2 separate regions of the Homo sapiens genome follow, and region 2 is linked to region 1. The links are chromatin contacts, found by Hi-C in ENCODE. All regions are on one chromosome and are shown on one strand. The core of a region is the stretch at or near the end of the contact, and the rest is flanking DNA. Distances in the headings are between cores, read along the strand shown. Region 1 holds the start of SNAPC4 (small nuclear RNA activating complex polypeptide 4). Region 2 holds the start of FBXW5 (F-box and WD repeat domain containing 5).

Region 1 (2,992 bases), core at 152-2,651:
AGCGGTCCTGCTGCGTAGCCCTATGCGCCTCCTGCTCCTGCTGGTTGGTGAAAGCAGGCTCTGGATTCTGTTGGCAGAGCTGACTTGAGACAGGGTGCTGTGGTTGGGAAGTGCCGGAATGAGGTTCTGAGTGTATAGGCAGCTCTGGGAGCCCTGTAGCAGCAGGATGGGGGCATCTGGGGAGGATGCCTCAGGCCACAGGCCTTCCCTGAGGCCCTTTGGGAGAGACAGCATTTGATGGGGTGGGGGTCACAAAGGCCAGATCGCCAGGCGGGTCCCATCCACCAGATGCGTGTGAAGTGGGGTGGTCCCCTGGCCCTCATGCCAGCAGCTCATGGAGCAGGTGGGGCCCAGGGAAGCGCGGTGGGGATGGGCATGTGGGTTTTGCGCACCCCTCTCTTTTGATGTCTGTGTTTGAAGCGTTTGATAGTAAGAAGTTTAAAAATACAATTTGTGGCGCGGTATTTAGTGCCTGCCTTCTGCCTCCAGATTTCAAGCCCGATGCAGGGACTGAAACGAGGCGCTCGAGGAGCCCCCAGCCGCCTGGTTCCATCCCCTCCATCTGTTTCTTGCCAATCCCTAGCTCCCAGTTTGGCCTCACCTGGGCCTAGCCCTTTGCCACCAAAAGCCCACCTCCTAGGTAGGCAGGGCAAACCCTCTTTATAGTTCTCCAGCTGATGCCCCTAGCTCACCCCAGGCTGGAGTGGAGGCCCCCTCAACTGGCTGGGCCCAGGATGTCTTTGCAGCACCGATACTTAGAAGCTCTCAGGAGCCAGGAACTGTAGGCCCCTGCCCAGCTCCCGGCCGAGTTAGCCCTGGCACGTTCCTGAAGGAATGAATGCCCACTTAGGGGAGGGCCCCGGGGCAGCTCTCCAGGCCAGGAGACCCCAGAGGGTGTGCACAGGTGACCAGGGAAGCGAGTTTGTGTGGTGCGGGCCCCCACCCTCTGGCCTCAGTCTCCTGCACGTGCCTGGAGATCGGCCTGGCCTCGGCGATCCTGAGCATGCAGGGCAGGCTGGGGAAAAAGCCTTTCACGTAGACTTTCTCATCCGTTGCTTAACCAAACCCCAACATGTCCGTTAACAGAGGATGAAACAAGCACAGAGAGGTCCAGCGATGGCCGAAGGTCACAGCCAGTAAGGGCCGGTCTTCCGGATCGTGACCAGGTGGCCGGGTGCCTGTCCCTGTCTGTCCCCTGCCTTGAGGTCCCGCGTCCACCCGCGCCCCTCCAGAGCGCGCGGAGGCGGCCCCCAGGGCGGCCGCGCGAGGGCAGCATCGAGCCGTTCGCCTCTCTAGTCCCGGCAGGCCGCAGCGGCCGTCCCGGCGTGCCCCGCGCCTCAGGAGGCGGGACTTCCGGCGCGCGGCGCTCTTGTTCTGCAGCCGCCGGAAGCGTCGAGTCTGCAGTCGCCCGGGCGACGGCGGGGTCCGCGCGGCCAGGTAAGGTGTGCGCCCAGCAGGTGAGGCGCGGGTGGCGTCGGCAGCTTCAGGGCTCTCCCCGTGGAGGGGGCGCTGTCCCGAGGAGCGGATAGCCGAGGCCCGGGACGGGGGCGGGGCAGCGCCCAAAGTCGGGGAAACTGAGGCCCGGCGTGGCCCCCGTCCGGCCGAGCCTGGGCGCGCGGGGATTCTGGCCCTGGGAGCCCCTCGGCTGGGAGCGGGCTGCGGGCTCCGAGGAGGCTCCGGCGGGGCGGCCCCGGCTGCAGGGCGCCCGCGTGCGTCTCGGGGACTGCGCCGGCGATTCCGCGGTGGCCGAGCCTCGGAGGGGGTTTCCCCAGTTCACGCAGCGAGCAGGAGGCGGAACTGGGCCTGGGCCGGGTCTGTCTCCCAAGCCAGTGCCTAAACGCCCATCGTCCTGGCGCATCCTGGGGTTCCCTGGGCCCAGCCGAGTCTGGGTGGCGTCCCCGCAGCTGGGGCTGGAGGGACCGCCTGCTGCGCTCCGTCTTGGTGGGCAGCCCTCATGACCAGCCCTTGGGAGAGGGGTGCGGGGAGAGGGACAGCCCCTGATGTCAGTGGCTCAGCACGTGTGACTTTGACCTCCTTCCTGCTGATCATTGCTCACCTGAGCGACACGGGGAGGGGGAGGCAGCAGCCTCGTGTGAGGCTTCCAGAGGAAAGCGTCTCCGCCGGCCCGGAGGCGCTGAACCAGCCTGCGGTCGCTGCCAGCTCTGCCTCTGGCCGGCTGTTAACTGAGTTTACAGGTTCACAAGCATTTCGGGCATAAACAAGGGGCTTTGTGAAGGAGTGAGGGGACCTGGGCTGCTGATGCGGCTAACGGTGCTCGCGGGTGGATGCTTTGGTTTTGTTCCAGTTGGGCAGGGCCCCAGTCAGCCTCCAGCAGGGAGAGCCACGCCAAGGACGGGGGAGGGCGTTTCTCTTTGTTGTTGGGTGTTTTGGGCTCCCGGGTCTGTGCTAGTGATTCCTTTAGATTTTCTCTGCTAATGTTTCATTCTCCCACTCTCTCTCTAGCGTCCTTCTCCCTTCAGACTTCCTGGACCACAGTTCCTAAGAAAAAAGCTTGACAAACATTTGTTAGTGTCAGGCACTGCCACGTTCCAGGCGTTGTTCTGGATGTACAGAGAACAGCCAGCCTTCCCTTTGGGAGCTTCCTTCCCAACCATGCTGTTAGTGCCTGCCACCTGGGCAGTCTCAGTGTGTGTCTCTGTGAACGTTTCTCAAATGCCCTCTGTGGTCCGGCTCTGTGTCATGGGAGAGCAGGATGGCCAAAGTGGGTCACGGGCTGTGTCCTTGCCCTGTAGTGACTTTGCCACTGCACCCCACACCTTCTACGCTGGGTGGCCAGTTTCCATGTGGCTTGGTGTGGGAGCAGAGACGGGACAGTGGGGCCTGTCCTTGTTCATCCACTCCCTGCCTGTGCTGGTTGCAGCCTCAGAGCAGGCGGGAGATGTTCTTGGGGCTTAGGCTCCTGGCAGAGCACATAGCAGGAGTTTGTGGGGTCTGAGGTTCCTGTCCCAGGGTTCCCCGATTCTGTGCCTGG
Region 2 (2,992 bases), core at 1-2,500, 540 kb before region 1:
AGCGGCCGAGGACCCCTGTGTCTCCATAGAGCTGGCGCACCTGCCAGCAGATCCCATCCCTGGGGGGGCGGGGAGGAGGCACCACAGGCTGGGAGACCCCAACCAGGAATCCTAGTCCAGGCCACAGCCGGGGTGGGGTCAGGGGCCAGAGCAGGGCTGAAGTCCGGGGGCTGAGAGGAGGGTTGGGGTTAGGGTGCAGGGCTGCTCTGGGACTCACAGCTTTCGGAAGGTACTGACAGCCATGGCTGTGCCCTGGGGAGCCACATGCAGTGTGGTGGCCTCGGCCCGGTGGCCCTGCTCCTGCAGGAAACGGCAAGCGGAGCCCACAGCCACAAGGAGCCAGGTCCCTGCAAACTGGGGGCAGACCATGGGAGAACTCGAGGGCACTGTGGGAGGGCCCCTCACCTGCTTCCCTCTACACCCCCCACAACTTCACCTGCTTCCCTCTCCCCCGCAACAACTTCTACCTGTCTCCCTCTACCCCTCCCACAACTTCTACCTGCCTCCCTCTACCCCCCCCAACTTCTACCTGCTGAGCATCAAAATTGGCCTTGGGCTGGATGGTGCTGATGGGGGATGCGGGCCGGCGTGGCCTCTGAGGCTTCTGGCCCAGCGAGCCAGCTGCCAGGAGCAGAGTCAAGAGGGTCGCAGTCCCAGGGGGCAGCATGGTGGCGGCAGCAGGGTGGCAGGACTGTGGGAGGCCAAGGGTAGCACCACCAAGTCCCAGGACAGAGTCTACTCTGCTGTCACAGAGCCCAGCCCAGGAAGTCCATGTCCATCCGTTGCCTCCCCACCCCCCACCTCCAGCCTCCTCGTGAGCCTAGCTTCGATCTGCACTTCCTGGCAGGGCCCTGGCACCATGTCCTATGTACAAAGTCCGAGTTGACCTCTGGCTGTTTATCCATTTCTCCTGCACCCCTGATTTCCACCGACAGTCCTTAGCCCTTTACACGTTATCTTCCTTAAACCATCACCCAGTGGTCTTATCTCCATGGCCAACGTCACGGGGTTCATGAAGCCACTTGCTCAGGGCCCGGCAACAGGGAGCGCCGGAGGCGGGTCCCGAACCAGCGTTCGTTGAGCCTCGCCTGCAACCCCGCCCACGACCGCCGCCCGCTGGCCACAAGGGGCGCTGTTCCCAATGCGCCCGAGTGCGCGCAGGCGCACAAAGAAAAGCCGGCCAGGCCGCCGGAGCCCAAGGCGCAGGCGCACGAGGGGCGGATGCGGGCTACCCGCGCGCTCTGCCTTCCTCGGCCATCGATGCCTCGGGGCTCGTGGCGTCGGGCCTGGCGGGCTCCCCGTTGGGCGGGGGCGGCGGTCCGAGCGGCTGCGGCAGCGGAAGCGGGTCCGGGTCGCGCAGGGCGGGGGCGGCGCAGCGGGCGGAGGCGGCCGTGGTGAGTGCGCCTGCGGCCCTCGGGGGTCCCGCCTTGTCGTCCCCGCCCGCCTTGGGCGAGTGCAGGAGCCCCGAGGCCGCCCGTGCGCTCGTCCCCGCCGTCCGCCCCGAGCCCGCCGGGCAGAGCTGCTCCAGGGCCGCAGGGCGGAGGCCACTGCCTGGCCGCCCCGAGCTTCCTCTCGGCGGAAGCCCGTCCCCGGACGGCGCCTGGTGTCCCCGTGCCTCGCGTGCGGCGGTCCGGGCCCTGGCGGGCTGAGGGGCGCCCGCTGCCGGCCGCAGGAGGCCGGGGGATGACGCGGCGGAGAGGGGCCGGCCCGGCCCGCCCGGAGCTGCCGGGTCCTTGGTTGGGCGGCGGTACCCGGGCGTCCCCTGCAGACACGCAGCCCCGTGGAACTCCCGGCGGGACGGTTGGGGCTGGAGGAACAGGACGCCCGCTCTCGGCCTCCCTTCCCGGGCCTGGGCTGAGGGCAGCCGTTGGTGGGTTTCAGGGCCGCCTGGGCAGAATGTCACGATGGACGAGGGCGGCACGCCCCTGCTCCCCGACAGCCTGGTCTACCAGATCTTCCTGAGCCTGGGCCCGGCCGACGTGCTGGCCGCCGGGCTGGTGTGCCGCCAATGGCAGGCCGTGTCGCGGGACGAGTTCCTGTGGAGGGAGCAGTTCTACCGCTACTACCAGGTGGCCCGCGACGTGCCCCGACACCCAGGTCAGTGGCGTGTGGGGCCCCTACCCACGTTCTGCAGCCAGGGCCCCGGGCCCCTGCGCTTGGGGGTCAGCCTGGCTGGGGGCCCGCCCCGCGGCCCCGCGTGTCCATGCTCACCCCCCCACACCCTGATAGAGGCCTGTCAGGACACAGCGCAGGCGCCCCTCAGAGCTTGGAGGCCAGAGGGTTCATTGGGTCACTTGGGGGGTGGGGGGTACAGGGGTCTCTGTGAGCTACAGGGTTGAATCCCCCAGCCGAGGCCTATGCCATGACTAGTGGGTTCCAGGGGCACCACGGGGCCTGCCAGGACTGCTGGGGCCACACTCGGCTCATGGCCGTGACTGCGAGGAAGGCCCGGGCCCAGGACTGACAACTGCCCACCCGCAGCGGCCATGTCCTGGTACGAGGAGTTCCAGCGGCTGTATGACACGGTGCCCTGCGTGGAGGTGCAGACGCTGCGGGAACACACAGACCAGGTCCTGCACCTCAGCTTCTCCCATTCCGGGTACCAGTTCGCGTCCTGCTCCAAGGACTGCACTGTGAAGGTGAGGACGGCCAGGTGTCCTGCACACCCCACCCAGCTCTGCCGCAGCACGGAGGTCCCAGGACCCAGGCGTTCCAACCAGGTGGTGGTGGGGGGGGGGGTGGGTCAGGCCAGAGGTGACAGCAGCCTCCCTGCATCCAGCGGAGGGACCACAGAGGATCAGGAGCGGTGCAGGGTGGCCCTGAGTGCTGAGGAGAGGGTCCCACACACAGCCGCCTGCTTCAGGGGCAGGCTCCTCCGCTCTATACCAATGCCCCCCGAGTGGATGACAGTGGCTGGAAGGGGTCCCTGCTCCCTGGTGGCCTCTGAGTAGGGCTGGCAGAGCTGGGGCCTCATGGCTGTGTAGTAGCAGGC

Evidence for each region. A loop is a pair of places that touch in the nucleus more often than their neighbours do. Pooled maps may share reads with other maps.
Region 2: a pooled map shows a loop between it and region 1 (5-fold over the local background). The contact joins the promoter of FBXW5 here to the promoter of SNAPC4 in region 1. A Hi-C loop is called at or near these places in 4 of 50 pooled maps.

Annotation. Positions count from the first base shown.
Region 1 is chr9:136,398,579-136,401,570 of GRCh38, reverse strand. It overlaps SNAPC4 (small nuclear RNA activating complex polypeptide 4), which reads left to right and starts at 1,401. Exons shown (of 24, transcript NM_003086.4): 1 at 1,401-1,437. RefSeq lists silencers at 954-1,003, 1,154-1,363, 1,434-1,563, 1,634-1,743 and enhancers at 252-1,188, 2,918-2,992.
Region 2 is chr9:136,942,996-136,945,987 of GRCh38, reverse strand. FBXW5 (F-box and WD repeat domain containing 5) reads left to right here and starts at 1,250. Exons shown (of 9, transcript NM_018998.4): 1 at 1,250-1,394; 2 at 1,882-2,097; 3 at 2,482-2,639. The coding sequence starts at 1,905. It overlaps C8G (complement C8 gamma chain), which reads right to left and starts at 745. Exons shown (of 7, transcript NM_000606.3): 1 at 530-745; 2 at 218-354; 3 at 1-59. The coding sequence starts at 667. RefSeq lists silencers at 1,207-1,786, 2,167-2,236 and an enhancer at 2,072-2,837.